Linked DNA regions of Homo sapiens: region 2 is linked to region 1. Evidence: read pairs that join two places in POLR2A ChIA-PET (ENCODE). Cell type or tissue: Panc1. All regions are shown on one strand. Links, peaks and the distances in the headings refer to the core of each region. The heading gives the core; the rest is flanking DNA. Region 1 overlaps LACAT1 (lung adenocarcinoma-associated transcript 1). Region 2 holds the start of LINC01987 (long intergenic non-protein coding RNA 1987).

Region 1 (8,943 bases), core at 497-8,496:
CAAGCAATTCTCCTGCCTCAGCCGCCTGAGTAGCTGGGACTACAGGCGTGCGCCGCCACGCCCGGCTAATTTTTGTATTTTTTGTAGAGATGGGGTTCCACCATGTTGGCCAGGCTGGTCTCGAACTCCTGACCTCAGGTGATCTGCCCACCTCGGCCTCCCAAAGTTCTGGGATTACAGGTGTGAGCCACCACGCCCAGCCTAGAATCTCACTTAATCTCAGCTTTCCCTCTTACTCGCCTCATGAGCCCTCCGGACCTGCAGGAGGGGCCAGTCACTGCCCTAGTGTCCCTCGTGCATTCCCACTCAGCGCTGCTCAAGCCATCCAGTCCCCGGCATGTTCTTTCTGCGGACTCTGATCTGTCCTCAGTGGAGAGGGGCTTCTCCTGCTGTGGGGCTGCCTCCTCTGAACAGCCGGAGCAGGCACTTGTCTCAATGGTGGGGGGAGGCCCAGGTCTCTCTGCACACTGGAATCTTCAGGAACTTTAAAAAGTACCCACCCCAGAACAATTAAATCAGAATATCTGGGCCTGGAGCTTTTTTCAGTGCTCCCTGGGCTGAGAACCATGGGTCTGGTAGAGGGAACCCAGAGATCAAGGTGGAAATTCCACTTCTGCTACAAACCAGCTCTGTGCTCTTCAACACGGTCCTTCAACATCTGAGCCCCAGTTTTCTTATCTGCTCTGTGGGGGACAGCAATGCCCGTGCCATGGGTGGGGTTGGGGATAATATACCTATTGTTTCACTCTTCCTGGGGCGCTACTGCACCCCCAGGTAGATGGTGAGTGATGGAGGGCAGGGAGCCTGACTATAGCCTGGACGCCAGTGCTTCCCTCAGTGCTGTGTGCAGAGACGCCTGATGAAGATTTGATGACGGATTGAAAAGCCACTGCGGGACCAGCCTGGGAAACTGAACCCCACGCAGGCCTCTCTCGTAGGCAACCGGCCAGGTAGAGAAAAGCCAGGTGTCTCCACTTATCACAAGGGCAATCGTAGCACAGCTCTCAAGAGTAAGTGAATCTTAATTTGCTTTCATTAAAAACATAAATAAATACCCCTGCCAAGCGGCGCTGGTGGGGGTGTTGCGAAACGGGCTCCAGGCCCACAGGGGCTGCAGCTGCAGGTGGCTCGGGTCGCAGGGAGCAGAGTCAGGAGACGAGAGTCACTCGGCCACTCGGCGCCCACAGGCATCATCTCAGGTCTCCTTAGCACACTCTGCTCAGTCCCAAATCTCCTTGAAAGTGTCTTTTGGCGAGGACTGCCTGATAAAATACAGGCCGCCCAGTTACACTTGAATTTCAGATAAGCGGCAAATAATTTCTGTTAGTATAAAATATTTGGGACATATTTACACTAAAAGAAATGATTGTTTATCTGAAATTCAGGTGTAACTGCGTAGCCTGTAGTTTTACTTCCTAAGTCTGGAAACCCAGAGGCTTCACCACCACCACCCCCATACCTCCCGCCACCCCGACCTACACAATTAGCCCTAAAAGAGATCACTGCTGACCCCTCCCCCGCTCCCAGCCATTCAGGGCTCCCAGACACCAGGCTGAGGGCCGAGGCCAGCCTGTGACAAGTTCTCACCTGTCCAAGGCAAAAGGAGATAAAAGAAGACAACGCAAAGAGGTTGTTTTGTAAAGCTGAAGGTGTTCAAAGGACTGGTCTTCATTCTTTTTTTTCTTTCCTTTGTGTGTGTGTGTGTGTGTGTGTGAGAGAGAGAGAGAGAGAGAGAGAGAGAGTGTCCTCAAAAAATAAAACAATGCTATCTAGTAACTGGCCACTGAAAATTTTTTTGTTGTTTTTTGAGACAGGGTCTCACTCTGTCACCCAGGCTGGAGTACAGCAGTGCCATCGTGGCTCACTACAGCCGTGACCTCCTGGGTTCAAGCAATCCTCCCACCTCAACCTCCCGAGTAGTTGGCACTACAGGTGTGTACCAACACACCTGACTAATTTTATTTATTTACTTTTTTAGTAAAGATGAGGTCTTGTTATGTTGCCCAGGCTGGTCTCCAACTCCTGGCCTCAAGCAATCTTCCTGCCTCAGCCTCCCAAAGTACTGGGATTACAGGCATAAGCCACCGCACCTGGCCTGAATTTTTTTTTGAGAAGGAGTTTCACTCTTGTCGCCCAGGCTGGAGTGCAATGGCGCGATCTCGGCTCACTGCAACCTCCGCCTCCCAGGTTCAAGTGATTATCCTGCCTCAGCCTCCCAAGCAGCTGGGATTACAGGCATGCACCACCATGTCCAGCTAATTTTTTTTTTTTTGTATTTTCCATGTTGGCCAGGCTGGTCTCAAACTCCTGACCTCAGGCGATCCACCTGCCTCGGCCTCCCAAAGTGCTGGGATTACAGAGATGAGCCACTGCGCCCGGCCGAAAATTTTTGTAAATAAGGAAATAAAACATGGCAGTAGCAAGTAGTGTGTGTCTTTAGAAATACATGTCTTTTTGGTCACATAAAAACTGAATGACCCCATCAAAGCCCTCTAGTTTTGAAAAAAAAAAAGAGATACAGGATCTCAAAATCCCAATTCCAAAGCCTGGGGAGCTAAGATGACTGTTCCAACCCCAGGGTCAGGGTCAGACCAGCCACAGGCACTCTCCAGCCCTGGCATCCCCCACAAGCCCTGCCCCCTCATCCCTCCTGGGCCCATCTGACTGACTTCAGTGTTTTGTGCTCAGTTGCCCTCAGCTGGCACTTCCCACCTTCTCAGCCCCTCCCCTGGCTGCAGCAGGGGCTCAGAGCCACTTCTTGAATGTGGGGCTGCAGATCTGGCCTGTGACCCTCCCTGCATGTCTCTTCCTTTTTTTTTTTTTTTTTTTTTTTTTTTTTTTTTTTTTTTGAGATGGAGTTTCGCGTTTCGCTCTTGTTGCCCAGGCTGGAGTGCAATGGCGTGATTTCGGTTCAATGCAACCTCCACCTCCCACGTTCAAGCGATTCTCCTGCCTCAGCCTCACAAGTAGCTAGGATTACAGGCCTGCGCCACCACGCCTGGCTAATTTTTGTATTTTTTTTTTTTAGTAGAGATGGGCTTTCTCCATGTTGGTCAGGCTGGTCTTGAACTCCCAACCTCAGGTGATCCGCCTGCCTCAGCCTCCTAAAGTGCTGGGATTACAGGCGTGAGCCACTGTGCCCAGGCTGCATGTCTCTTCCTAGCTGAGAACCTTGGGGAGAAAAAGTCACGTGACTTATCTGATATTTTGTTTCATTACCCATGAAGTGGAGTTAATGACCCCCGCCCCACGCCCGAGTTGTTCGAGATTTTTGAGCAGACGCTACATGGATATGTCCACATGTGAACGTTCATCATGTTGCACACTTACAATGTGTGCATTTTTCTATGTCGATGTTATAATTCAACAAAATAGTTTATCAAAAATTAGCAATTAACTTCAATTAGCAAGCAGGCTTCCAATAGAGAGAAACTGATAGCATTTATCTTGCAGGGAAATTTTATTACCTCCAACTTTTAAATAGGAACAGTTTTTTGTTTTTTTTTTTAGACAGAGTGTTGCCCTGTCACCCAGGCTGGAGTGCAGTGGCGCAATCTTGGCTCACTGCAACTTCCGCCTCCTGGGTTCAAGCAATTCTCCTGCCTCAGCCTCCCGAGTAGCTGGGACTACAGGTGCACACCACCACGCCTGGCTAATTTTTTGTATTTTTAGTAGAGACGGGGTTTCACCATATTGGACAGGCTGCTCTCGAACTCCTGACCTCAGGTGATCCATCCGCCTCGGCCTCCCAAAGTGCTGGGATTACAGGCGTGAGCCACCGCGCCCGGCCGGGAACAGTAATTTATTATTTGTGGCCTGCATGAAGCTGGCAGGGCCTCCCCACTGTGGGGAAAAAAAACACTCAGCTGAACTCACATTTGAGTTGGTTTGATGAGGCCTTATTTTTAAAAATTAACCTCCAAACCCATTACATTCCAAAAAACTAAAAATTTACACTGCTTTTCTATTTTAATGGGCTCACAATAAAAGAAAATATTTAAAGCATTAAAAAGATGGCATTTTAAGTTCATTTTTCAAGTCATCCCGTATAGCAAAGACAGATAAACTTTAAAAAGAAAAAATTAAAAGATATAGCCATAATTTTTTAAAAAGTAAGATAACCATCTCCATGTAACAGATACTAAAAATGAGGCAGGGCACTGGAGCCACTCATAGGGGTGGGGACAGGGCTTCCCAGCTGTGTACCTGGAGAGGGGAGAAAGCAGCCATGGCCTCAGAGCCCTGGCACCCAGGGACTCAGCACCCGGACAGCAAAATCCCCAGTAGCCCCCGGGAGGTGGGAACTCTGAGCCAACAACACACGACCTCACCATTTGGGGGAGAGAGTGGGGGAGAGAAGGTGCGGGGAGAGAGAGCAAAAAAGAGGAGAAAGAGAGAGGAAGAGGAAGAGGAAGAAAGAGAGACAGAGATTGACTGAAATGAGAGAGGCATTTACCCAAGACAAACCTACACACCTCACCCCAACCACATGGCAAAGCTGCTGCTAATAAAGACAATTAAGAAAAATCAACCCTTAAATCATTGCAGGTGAAATGGAAATAACGGAAGAATCTGAAAATGATTTCAAATTAAAATGTTTAGGATCATCAAAGAAAACAAGAAGTTGTAAAACCAAAACTGGCTTAAGGCCAGGCGCAGTGGCTCATGCCTATAATCCCAGCATTTTGGGAGGCCCAGGCAGGCAAATCACGAGGTCAGGAGTTCGAGACCAGCCCGGTCAATATGGTGCAAACCCCGTCTTTACTAAAAATATAAAAAATTAGCTAGGTGCGGTGGCGCTCACCTGTAGTCCCAGCTACTCAGGAGGCTGAGGCAGGAGAACTGCTGGAACCTGGGAGGCAGAGGTTGCAGTGAGCCGAGATCACGCCACCGCACTCCAGCCTGGGTGACAGAGTGACACTCTGTCTAAAAAAAAACACAAAAAAAACAAAAAAAACTGGCTTAAATAAGAACAGGTGGTCACGAAAAATAATCAGTGAGAAATCCTGGAAGTTAAAGGTATGATTTTTATTTATTTTAGTTTTTTCTTCCTTCTAAAATTTTTTTATATTCTCTTTTTAAAAAATGTTTTTCATGGGCCAGGCATGGTGGCTTACACCTGTATTCCCAGCACTTTGGGAGGCCAAGGTGGGCAGATTGCTTGAGCCCAGGAGTTTGAGATCAGCCTGGGTGACAAAGTGAGACCTCATCTCTACAAAAAAAAATTTAAAATTAGCTGGGTGTGGTTGATGCATACCTGTAGTCTCAGCTACTTGGGAGGCTGAGGCAGGAGAATCATTGGATCCCAGAAGTTTGAGGTTGTAGTGAGCTATGATTGTACCACTGCACTTCAGCCTGGGTGACAGAGTGAGACCCTGTCTCAAAAAAAAAAAAAAAAAAAAAGCTTTACATTTTAGTATTTATATATTACATTTTTCACCCTGTTGTGGTCTGTGTGCAAAAGGTGTAATTATTGAAATTAAGAAGCCAACAGACAGAATGTAGTTGGCTGGATACATTGAAGAGAGAATAAGTTAGTTGGCTGATGTCACCGAGAGTGTGGTAAAGAACAATATAGATGAAACAGGCCGGGTGCAGTGGCTCACACCTGTAATCCCAGCACTTTGGGAGGCCGAGGCAGGCAGATTACTTGAGGTCAGGACTTCCAGACCAGCCTGGCCAACACGGTGAAACCCCATCTCTACTAAAAATTCAAAAATTTGCTGGGTGTGGTGGCGGGAGCCTGTAGTACCAGCTACTCGGGAGGCTGAGGCAGGAGAATCACTTGAACCTGGGAGGCGGAGGTTGTGGTGAGACCATGCTACCACACTCCAGCCTGGGTGATAGAGCGAGATTCCGTCTCAAAAAGATAAAAGGAGCAGGATTACTTGTTCACCTCGTTCTCTGGGCACTGAGGATTGGCAAGTATGGTCCTCAGGCCAGTTTCTGTGGCCCCCAGGAAATTCTACAAATGCATGAATAATGGGTCAGGACCCACAGTCTCGGTGATCCAAAGCTCACAGGTGATGCACGCTCCTGCAGAATAGAAAGAAGGGACAATCCTGGCTCCTGATGGCGCTGATGGTTTGTTTTCATAAATGTCCATTTAACAGCTGCGACAGCTGGAGATCATTGTTCCTGGGGCATCTCGCTCTACCCCAGCTATGGTCCCTCTGAGCAGCCCCTACAAACACGGGAACCCACCAGAGGCCGAAGAGCCCTAGAAGAGACCAACCTTGGCAGTCCCATAACTGCACTGCCTTACTGTCCCCAAGGCAGACCATTCCCTTGCTCCCTCCAGGGGACACCCATAGCCCCCAGGGGCCACCTGGCTGCAGAAGGCCCCTGCACGGGGATGATTCTCAAGATTCTGATTTATTCATACCCTCCATATTTTCCCAGGCCGTATTCTAAGATGTCAGGGATTTTGTGCAGGGCACAGGGCAGAAGCTGATGTGAGACGTGGGTACCTCCTGTCTCTTCAGAAGAGCTGTGCTCGCCGGCTGCACATGGCGGATGAAGGAGGGGTGTATCTTAGTCCATTCTCATGCTGCTATAAAGAAATTCCCTGAGACTGGGTAATTTATAATGGAAAGGGGTCTTTTGTTTTTATTTTTATTTATTTATTTATTTTGAGATGGAGTTTCCCTCTTGTTGCCCAGGCTGGAGTGCAATGGCATGATCTTGGCTCACCGCAACCTCCGTCTTCTGGGTTCCAGTGATTCTCCTGCCTCAGCCTCCTGAGTAGCTGGAATTACAGGCGCCCGCCACCACACTCAGCTAATTTTTTGTATTTTTAGTAGAGATGGGGTTTCTATGTTGGCCAGGCTGGTCTCGAACTCCTGACCTCAAGTGATCCACCTGCCTCGGCCTCCCAAAGTGCTGGGATTACAGGCATGAGCCATCACGCCCGGCCGGGAAAGAGGTTTAATTGACTCACAGTTTTGCATGGCTGGGAAGGCCTCAGGAAACTTACAGTCATGGCGGAAGGTGAAGGGGAAGCAAATACCTCCTTCACAAGGTGGCAGGAGAGAGAAGAGTGAGCGAAGGAACTTGCCAAACACTTATAAAACCACCAGATGTCGTGAGAACTCACTCACTCACCGTCCTGAGAACAGCATGGGGGAACCGCCCCCATAATCCAATCACCTCCCTCCCTCGACACATGGGGATTACAGGTCCCTCCCTTGACACGTGGGGATACAAATCGAGATGAGATTTGGGTGGGAACAGAGCCGAACCATATCAGGGTGCCTTGACAAAGAGAGAAACCGGAGATCCCAAGCCGAGGAGAAGTTGGAGGTTGGTCCTGAGGGCAGTGGGGCTGGCCTGGTGCGTCTCTGAGGGGAATAGCCATATGGCGCCTGTGGGAGGGGCCCCAGGATTGGGTCCTAGTCTCTCCAGTGTGGACACAGAGCCACGAGGCAGAAAGTACCACGAGATTGTGACCATGTTTGTTTCAGCAGACCCGGCCAGGATGGACAGTGATCAGGGCCCACTCTGAAAGGCCTGGGACCTTTGCACAACCACGGTGGTGGTGACAGCTGTTGGGGGGAGTTGGGAGCAGGAACCCTAAATGACAGATGGTTTCCTGTCCACTCAGCAGGCTGAGGGTCCACCTGGAAGATACCAAGGCGATGGGGCTTGGTGCCGTCCTGAGTTTGCAGGCCGAGGCTCACGCTGCTCTGCCAACACTCACATACAGTATCCGCGTAAGCCAAAGAAACCCCCCGAACTTGGGACAGGCAGCTCCTTGCTGTGGGCCACACACGGGCTCGGGAAGGACCAGTGACTCAGGGGCTTTCATTGTTTCAGATCAAAGGCTGAGTGTGGCCAAGTGAAGGAGAAAGCCCCTGTGCGGGCACCTGCAGAGGCGTCCACCCTGCCCAGGGGCCTCTGGGGACGCAGCGCCCACCCTGCCCAGGGGCCTCTGGGGACGCAGCGACCCACTGACCAGTGAGCGCAGATGAGCGACTGCACCTCTCTGCTTCAGCTCTTCATGGCCAGATGGGAGGACAATCCCCACCTTGCAAGGTGGCGTTAAGGACTGAGAAAGAACGAGCACCAGGCCTGGCCCCATGAGCACTGCTGGGTCTGGATCCAGGCGCCGTCCACCTTCCACCCGGCAGCACTAATGCTTCCCTCCCCGGCTGCACTGGCCCTTATCTGGGGGTCAGGAACTCACGTGCTGAATAAAGAGCAACTCTTTTCCAGACAGGAACGTTGGGTGTAGCAGGGACAGGCACTGGGGCTGAAGTTGCTTTTCCAAGGAGACGGTTTGGAGTGGTGCCTTCCAGAAAGGAGCATGGTAAGGTGAAGGAAAGGAAGCTGGAGAGGGTGAGGAGGGGCTGTTTCAGGAAATGAAGCTGAGGGGAAGTGGCTCAGGATGTGGAGGTGGAGGAGGTGATAGAATGGAGGAGGTGATGGGAATGGAGGAGATGATGAGGATGGAGGTGATGGGGATGGAGGAGGTGGGGAGATGATGGGATGGAGGAGGTGACAGGAGGTGATGGAGATGGGGAGGAGGTGATGGAGATGAAGGAGGTGGGGAGGTGATGGGAATGGAGGAGGTGATAGAATGAAGGCGATGATGGGAATGGAGGAGGTGATGAGGATGGAGGAGGTGATGGGGATGGGGGAGGTGATAAAATGGAGGAGATGATGGGAATGGAGGAGGTGATGGGGATGAAGGAGATGGGGAGGTGATGAGGATGGAGGAAGTGATGGGGATGAAGGAGGTGAGGATGGAGGAAGTAATGGGGATGGAGGAGGTGATGGGGATGAAGGAAGTGGGGAGGTGATGGGGATGGAGGAGGTGATGGGGATGGATTCCATTCTGGCCTTCCCTCATACCCTATGGGCCTCCTTCATCACTTTGGTTAACAACTTAGGCAGTTCCCAAAGCTGTTCATCTAGCTTCAGCAAATGAACCATCTCATCTTG
Region 2 (8,943 bases), core at 525-8,524, 460 kb before region 1:
ATGCCTTTCTGAGGACTCTGCTTGGTATTTCCTGGGTGAGGAGGTCTTTCCACTGGCTGTTGGGCATGTAAGATATTCTCCAGCCTTTGTGAGCTCCTGGGGTTCTTCTATCTGCTACTTTCCTTTTCCACAGCCTTAGTAATTTTCTCATATGCATGCACTGATCAATATTCAGCCGAAGGCCTTAAGTGAGTCGTCTGCAGATCTCTAGAGTCCTCTCTTTCTGTGTGCAGCTCTCTCCTCTCCAGGGCTCTGCCCTACAAATGTTAGCTGCCTTGGCCTCCCCACACCCTAAACACTATCTCCTTAATTCAGTGAAGCCACTGAACACTGTGTGGTTTCCACTTACCTGTATGGTGGCGTGGAAACTCTCTCCAGGTTGTCAGCTGGGGCACTTGTGGGTCTCACCTCATTTGCTTCTCCTCTGTCAGAGATTACACTTCTGTGACACCTGCGGTCCAATGTCTGAAAATTGTTGTATATAGTTGGTCTATTTTTAGTTATTTAGGGTGGAATAATAAATGCTTACTCCATCATGGCCAAAGTCTCTGTTGTTTACAGTTCAATGGAGAGAGATACCAACTACATACAAATTGAAATGCAAAGTGCCATAATATCTTTAGAGCAGTAAAGGCAAGCTGTTAGAATTGCTCACAGGAAGAGAAAATTATTTCTACCTCTTGGTTAAGGCTTTTATCACCAAGAAGGCAGCATCCCTACCACACCAACTATATACCCCTAACTCTACATCTCCAGCCCAGATTCTCTCTCTCCTGAATTCTGGACCCCTACACATAACAAAACATTTGAATCATCTCCACCCGGGTATGTCACCAGCACCCCAAACTCCACATACCCAAAACCGAATGCACTCATGTTCTTTCCAAATCATATGGCTTCAGATCCTTCTCTGACATGAGCTAGTGGCTCTTTAAAACTTAGTAAGTTGTCTCCTTCAGCAGAAAACAGTCCCTAACTTCTCCAGCCTTTCTCCACCTTTACCACTGCAGCCCCAGCCTACGCTGGATCAGTCACCATCGTCCTTGTTGTACCCTGTGCCTGTGTTTGGCTACCATCACTTGGGATTTTGTGAGCCCCTTGAGGGACGTCGTGTTCCTTCTATGTGTGTTTTGGGTTGTTCGGGTGCTTAACACATAACAGGGGTTCAATCAACTGTCCTTAAATAAATGGTTCCCTTACAATAGTGATTGACAGATAGGAATTGGATGACCATATGACTCTGTTGCATGGGAAAGAAAAAAAATGAACCTGAGAACATTCTTGGGATTAATCCCTTAAACAAGGGGTCAGCAAACTTTGTCTTAAAGGGACAGATAGTAAATCTTGTAGGCTTTGTGAGCCACACTGCTGTTGCAGCTTGCAAGCAGCAGTGTACTGTACACAAACAAATGGGCATGGCTGTGCTCCAATGATGCCATTTACAAAACAGGCAGAGGGCTGGGTCTGGGCTTCCCCTGCCCTAACCTAAGCCCAGCTGGGCTTCATTCAGCACGCTGTGTACCACTCTTGATGGGTAGGCCCACTCTGCCCGCACCTTGAAACCTGACCAGGTCTTCTCCCACCCCATGAATGTAAACATTTTAACAACTAGCCTGACTGTGAAAAGCCTGGAGAATCCTTCCTACAGGGGACAGTGGTGAGTAGAAAGATTATCGTCAGGTGGCGCCTGTCCTTTTGTGACATCTGTTGCTAATGGAAGCTCTGTGTGTGTGTGTGTGTGTGTGTGTCCAGACATGCTCAGGAAAACTGCCTAAGCTCTCTGGGCTTCAGATGTTTCATCTGTTGAGGGAACGATCGGGGTTTGTTCCTGCTCCCCAGGCAATGTGTTTGGTTTCTGTCTTCTGTTTTTTATGGCATATTCTCCCCACCACACTCTCACCATGCTCTCCGGTTGTCGCTGCCAAGGATTGCAGAGTCCGAGGCGTGGGCAGGAGCCCCGTCCAGGGTCGATCTCCTGAACTCACGGAGCCGTGGGAATAGACAAGAGACACTATCTGGGAAAATGCTTTGAAAATAAATAAAATGGGGAAAGTCTAGTCCAGATAAAATGTAAAATATTTAGACTTGAGAACAGGTTTCCAGCTCACTGTGGAAGACACTCGGGGCTGGGGGAGGCCTGGGTCCCTCCCTCTGCCCTTCACATCAGTTTGGTCATCTTCAAATGGGAACCATCCCTGTGCTGACCCTGTGGCCTCACCAGGGCTCGAGGTCCAGGGCTATGAATGCCTGTTGTAAACAGCTCAGGGCGGGACACATGGAAACAATTAGAGACTTATTTCCCAGGACATTGGACCTAGAAGCCAGGCCCCAAGACATGAAGCAACGCTTCTGTGTGTGTGTGTGTGTGTGTGTGTGTGTGTGTGTGTGTGTGAGAGAGAGAGAGAGAGAGAGAGAGAGAGAGAGAGAAAGGGATTCTGGGAAGGGTGGAAGGAAGTGGTGAGACACGAAACGAAGCTGGACAACAGAGAAGACTCTGACTAGAGATTTTTACCATGAGATGGAGATAGTTGCAGAGGCTCCTGGCTGCCCTCCATGCTCCTGTCCCTCTCTGGCCCCTCAGCTTCCCTCCGGCCTTTCCATTGTTCTTGCAGGTTGCGGCCTCCCTGCCCTCCCCCAGCCAAGGTGGAGGCAGGCCCTTGGGTGAGGGGGACTGAGGGGCTTGAGTGATGATGGGCAGAGAAGGGTGACCATCCGTGCCAGGCCTGCGGCAGAATCACCGTTTCCATTTTTTAAAGTCAAATGCCTCATCGGGATCCCCTCCCACCCCGAGAGTCCCCCTATTATCCATAGGCCATTTGGTAGTTGTTGCTATGGAGACCACAAGCAAAACGGCATGCAAACCAACGCAGGCAATAGCAACAGAAAGGGCAAGGAGAAGGGCGGGGGGAGTGGGACGGGGTGGGGCGGCGGGACAGTACTTCCCCCCGCAGACTCCTTAGACCCCGATTCCCCCATGACCAAGGAGGTTCCAGTCTAGGATCTAGAGGAAGGAGGAGGACACTGAGATGCAGAGACCCTGCTTCTGGGTGGGAATCAGCCAGGGAACATGCAAAGAGGGGGCCAGGGCCCCTCCAGCCCAGCCTCAAGCACTAGCAATCAATTGGGGATTGAGGGGTGTAGGGCATGGAAGATGGGCCTGGCTTTGAGGAAAGCTCCTGTGCAGGGCCAAGCTCCTCTTGGTTTTCAGCCCCCTTGGGATGAGCCATAGAAGTCTGTGCCTCCAAGCCCCCCAAACCTGCCCCACTCAGCTTGCAGGTTTCTCTTTGTCCCCCCAGGGCCTGAGCTCCCCTTTTGACAGCAACGTTTGTGCTGACTTTGAGGTGCAGAGTGAAGCTGGGCGGGTGCCTGCTCCCCACCTGCACACACACCTCTGTGCACGGAGGGAGAGCTGAGCAGTGCTGGAATTGCCAAGCCAGGCTGCAGGATGTTGTTAGGATCGGGGGTGAGGTGCCCCCACAAGGACAATGGGAGGGTGTGAGAAATCTTCTCTGCTCTGGGCTCTTGGAGCATCGGCCGCCTCCCTGTGTGTCTGGCTATGCAAAGAGGCAGTGGAACAGCTCAATTTTTAAGAGGAAAAACCACAGCCCCCAAGAATATAAATATGTGAAATTGAGGTTTCTTGACTAAAATAAGGACTGATGAGGGAATGGAGATTTTTGGAGAGGACCTTTCCCTTTTCCCTAGAAGTTTCCCAACTCAGACGGATCAAAGAAAGCCACACAAACATACTCCGACTGGCTTCATGGGAACAGTGTCTGGGGACATTCAGTTAAGCTGATTCCCTTGGAGAAGTTTTGTGAGGCGGAGATTAGCACTTAGTGTGGGGACCACTGTCTAACTGTCTAAATAGGACACATGGTCTGCAGAAATAGCTGGAATGCTGCTCTGGGAGGGGCCTGCCCCATCCATTCTGCTTGGGGCTTGGCATTCTCCACAAGCACCCCCTCCCCACCCAGAGCTCTGCACTCCACTGGGGTCTTCAGGCGGCATCTCCTTGCCTGCTCAAGCCTTTCACTGATGCTCACTAAGTGGTCATGGGGCTTGATGGTCATGGGGGCACCTCATGCCTGCAAGGAGACCCTGCTTTCTTCTCGGGGTGTCTCCCCTCCGATTGGCATGATGCTTAGAGGAGTGTGAAGCCAGGTGCCCTTCCCATCACAGAAGACAAAGAGACCAGCACTTCGTTCCTTGCCCTAGGACCTCCAGAGGGGCAGACGTGTCCTGAGCTCAGCCAATCTGATGATCTCCTGGGACACCGACCCCTGAGGAAGTGACTCAAGATGGACAGGAATTGGGCAAAGTCATTCAGGGAGTTGCCGAACAAGCCAGTGAGCATGAGGCCATGGCTGCAGGACGGCTCCCCACACTTCCTCATCTTGGGAGGACCTCTCCCTTCTCCATAGCCTTCCCTCCAACCTCCTTCTCCTACTTCAGCCAGAGGAGCTTTCTGTATCTGCATCAAGAGCCTCACAGACCCCCGGCTCCTCATTTTCCATTTCTGTGCCATTTCTGCACCTTAGCACGAGCGTTTCTGAGGTGCGAGGCCATGTCAGGGACACGCGGGCCCTGCAACACCATCAACACGTGGTTCTCGGCACCTGGTGTTGCCTTCGGAGGCACAGAGGACGTTCTAGAAACACGAGGGTAAGCCAGGAGCGGCGGCAGGCCACAGGGTCACGGCGGTTCAGACTCTGAAGGGGTCCAGGTGCCCTCAGTCCCACCTGCTGGTTTCACGGGAACTGAGGCCTGCTGAGGACACACTGGCCACTGCTGTGTCGGAGCCTCCCCAGAGCTCGGGAGAGCTGTTTGTCTGACGCTGGGAGGCTCTGGAGGGGGCGTGTCTCCCTCTTCACAGTCTCCTCAGCAGCAAGTGGCTCCCCAGAGATCCCCTGGTGCCACCACATACCACTGAGGGGTTTGACTTGTCCTGGGCGGCCCCTGAAACCCGCCACCACCTGCCCTGCTCAGCTTGCAAAGTTCCCTTTCTGTCCCCACCCCCAGCTCAGCTCCCATTTTGACCACAGCATTTGTGCTGACTTTCAGGTGCAAAGAGAAGCTGGACAGGCGCCCACACCTGGCTGGCACGCACACCTGTGTGCACCGAGGGGGAACTGACGAGCACCTGAATTGCCGAGCCAGGCTGCAGTAAGTCATTAGGATCGGGGTGAGATGCCCCCACAGGGACAAGGGAGGGGTGAGAATCAGAGGGGTTTCTTTTCTCAGCTAAGAAAGGCCCCAGGGGCAGCCTCTGCCCCACATGGCTCTCAGTACCAGCGATGGGCAGGGTCCCTTCGTTCTCATTGCGGTTTCCCCAGGGCTCCCACACCACCAGCTGCCTCTTCTAGAAACTCCCCATCAGGCCTTCTCCCCCGCGAATCTTGGTAACGTCCTTGCTGCCTCTCTCACACCCTCCTGTCCTCCTCTTCCTACAAACATGCTCCTGTCTCCATCCCACCTTGAAGAAACCCTTGGCCGATACGGCACCCACCCATGGTCCCAGGATAACCCCTTTTCTTCCCTAGGCTAATAAAACAGAGAAAGTAAGTGCATCGGGCACTCCAGACCAAAGCCATTTGCAGAATGGAGTCACAGGCTGACATCCAAGACTTTAGCCAGCTGGCTTCAGGCAGCAGATGCAAAGGAGAGGTCATGAGCAGGCCAGGCCCTGGCTAGGCAGGTGAGAGGTGACGGCGACCTTGTCTAGGATGAGGGCCCCAGGAAGCCCTTGGGAACCCAGGGTGGTTAGGCCAGGCCAGTTGGTGAGAGCCTGAACTCTGGAAGGAAAGAACAGGCTGTAGTGTGGACGAGACCATCCCTCCTGCATCGTAGCTGCCTTGTAATCCCATCCTCCTGACTCAGGCTGGGCTCTGCATCAGGCACCCCAGAGTCCAGGCACCCCAGTTTGTCAGGCCTGTGTGGGACAGCGCCTGAGCCGGGAGGGCTCCCTTCCCTCCTCCGGGATGCTCTGGCCTTGTCTCTGTCATGGCCATTTATTGCAACCACGGTCAATAAAGGAGGCAGGAGAGGGCACAGTGGCTGTGAAAACGTTTGGCTCACGAGGAACAGGTATCCTAACTGCGTGGGACAAGGAGGCGGGTGGTGTCGTGATTAAAGCACAGGCCTGGGATCACACTGCAGGGGCTCAGATCCCAGATCTGCAACAATGTGGCTGCGATGACCCTGGCTGGGCGCGGTGGCTCAAGCCCCCCAGTCTCCGATTTGCCAGCCTGGCTGTTCACACACAGGGGATGCACTGGCTTCCCAGGCATCCTGGGCACCCCCTCCAGGTGGCATAGGGGCTCCCCAGCACTGAAGGGTGTTCAGCAGCCTGCAAACCAACTGACTCACAGAGCCCAGATAGTGACGCCAAGACCAGCCGCTCCGGGGCCAACATCAGAGCTGGAGAGCTGAGCCAGTGGCACGCCAGTCACTGAGGAAGGCCTCTTGTTGATAAAGACAGGGCATGAATTCTTGGGGGGCTGTTACGTACCTTCCCAAAGGGAGAAAGAAACCCCTTGTTCAGTCACCGCACAGCTGTCTCTGGAGACAGGAGCACAAAGCTGCCTTCTGCCCAGGGCACTGCTTCCTTGGCAAGTGACCAGCAGCTGGGACCGCACGTGCCAAAGGCAGCAGCTGCCATGTTTGACAAACTGGAACGGAGCTATGTCCAAATTAAATCCCCCCAACCAGCCTCTGCCATACTCCCTTTGGGGACAGGGGTGGTCGGTCGTTACGCTTGCAAAATTCCAACAGCACCTAGAGTCCCAGGAAATGGGGCTGCTGGCCAATAGAGGTGGGACCCAGGGTGACAGGCCACATGCTCCTTAGAGAGCCAACAGTGTTTCCTGAATTCCATGGGAGTTTGCCGAGGGGACATGGAAGCTAGGATTCCGGAACACCCGCTGGGAGCCTAGTCCTGGGCTAGGGGCTGCATTTATCATTTCATCCTCACAACTACTGTTGCAGTTTCGCCTAACAGAGAAGGAGACAAAACTAACCCGGTGGCCACGTGGCCGAAGGCACAGAGCCGTTGAGTGGCAGCGTGGCATTTGAATTCAGGCCGGTGATGCTGAAGTCCCCAGGTCTTTTTTTTTTTGATGCCCACAACAATGTAACTACTAATAGCCTGTTATTGATGCAGGCCTTACCAATAACATAAATAGTTGATGAACACATATTTTGCATATGTGTTATATACTGTATTCTTATCATAAACGAGCCAAAGAGAAGGAGATGTTATTAAGAAAACGGTAAGAAAGAGAAAATATATTTAGCATTCATTTAGCAGAAGGGGATCACCATAAAGGTCTTCATCCCTGTTATCTTCACCTTGAAGAGGCTGAGAAGGAGGAGAAGGAGGGGGTGGTCTTGCTGTCTTAGGGATGGTGGAGGTAGAAGAGGCAAAGAAGGTGGAAGGGAAGGCAGCCACGCTCGGTGTAAGCTTTATTGGAAAAAATCTGCATTTATGTGGACTCTCACCAGGCAAACCCGTATGGTGCTCGAGGGCCAACTGTATTTCCACTACCGTCATCCGCCTTGCCCAGGGTGACCTGATTCACTGACGGGAGGGTTTGCCTTCCCATGCGCATCAGTTCAGCCTTCCCCTGATGTCATTCTTTTCCTAGTGGCTAACAGGCTGGATGTGCAGTTGGGGACAGTCAGTATCTGGGGTCTGGTGAGGACCCTCTTCCTGGTTTGCAAAGCAGGAAGATGCCAGGCATCTCTTTCTGTCCTGCTCAGTCAAGTGTGAATCACAAAGCCTGAGTTCAGATCCTCGACCTTGGGCAGGTGAACTTCACTCTTATGAGTCTCAATTTCTGTACCCACAAGATATAGAATATAACGGTACCTATTCCATGGGGCCTTGAGGAACAAAAGAGAGAATGCCTGTAAAACTCCCCACACAATGCCTGGCACAGAAACGCCCATCCACTTAAGGAAACATCATCATCATAACAACAGTAACAAAAGGAGTGCAAAGGTGTACCATGTCACGAAGCATCTTTTAGCACAGATTATCTCCTTGAAACCTTACACCTCTGTGAGGTACACAGGGCTGATGCTGGCATCCCGGTGTTACAGACCAGGATGTGAGGAGGGAGGGCCCCCCTTGGAGAACAGTTAGCCAGTGCCTCCAGCTTGGGGCTGGCCCTTCCCCTCCTCCTGAGCCAGGACTCCCAGGGAAGGACTCCTTCATTATCATCCTCACCCCCACTGCCTCCCCCGAAGGGCTCCATATTTTGAAATATATTGCCAACAAAACTGAATGTATTAAGTAAGTGTGAATGTGTTTCCCCATTCGTATTAATCAAAGACATATGTATCTGCCAATCACAGTTTCTGAGCAGCAGCCAGACCCGGGCGGGAGCCAAGGCTTAGGAGCTTTGGCTGAGAGGGGGAGGTTCCCCCAACATCTCAGAATCTTGCATACCTACTAAGTGCCAGACACTGCTAGAGGTGCTTGGTGTATGTCAGTGAACAAAACAGAGATCCTCAGAGTTTATGTGCCAGCAGCAGGGAGACAGAAGAAATGAAAAACATAGTAAATGTTATGTACAGTGTGTTAGGAGACGGCAGATCTAGGGAGACTCGTGGAGCAAAGGAACTGGGGACAAGTTGGCATTCAAAATAGCGGTTCACGAAAGACCTGCAAAGACCTGCCATTCGGGGACTGTCCCAGTCCACTTGCCTTCATCTGGCTGATCCTCCTTCCAACACGTTCTAAACCCTCTTGTGTCGGGCCCCGTTTCCTGGTTCTCCTTATAACTCAGCTTTGAGAGTCTGCACCACTGCTCTGGCTAGGACTGTCTGCCCCTCTCCTGCACAGTAGCTTAGACCAGGGTCAGCAAATCAGCAAATCATGAGCTTCAGGCAGCCACTCTCCACCTCCCTGACCATAGCAGACATTACTAATCCATCATC

The links. ChIA-PET counts read pairs that join two places held together with the same protein. Peaks named below come from ENCODE experiments on the same cell type or tissue, not always from the same donor. Only the 100,000 strongest peaks of a DNase experiment are listed, where the experiment ranks them.
Region 2: POLR2A ChIA-PET joins it to region 1 with 10 read pairs; 2 of 35 experiments call an interaction of 5 or more read pairs at or near these places.

The regions. Positions count from the first base shown.
Region 1 is chr17:77,257,009-77,265,951 of GRCh38, reverse strand. It overlaps LACAT1 (lung adenocarcinoma-associated transcript 1), which reads right to left. Exons shown (of 3, transcript NR_188630.1): 2 at 8,186-8,290; 3 at 6,607-7,619. Among named protein-coding and RNA genes, the nearest start is that of LACAT1, 7.7 kb to the right of the region's middle. RefSeq lists enhancers at 7,066-7,721, 7,722-8,379. In Panc1, for the core only: no CTCF peak of the experiment used is centred there; no DNase peak of the experiment used is centred there; H3K27ac peaks cover 1,913 bases.
Region 2 is chr17:77,721,124-77,730,066 of GRCh38, reverse strand. It overlaps LINC01987 (long intergenic non-protein coding RNA 1987), which reads left to right and starts at 1,508. Exons shown (of 2, transcript NR_104134.1): 1 at 1,508-1,657; 2 at 5,065-7,195. RefSeq lists an enhancer at 5,065-5,565. In Panc1, for the core only: no CTCF peak of the experiment used is centred there; no DNase peak of the experiment used is centred there; H3K27me3 peaks cover 227 bases.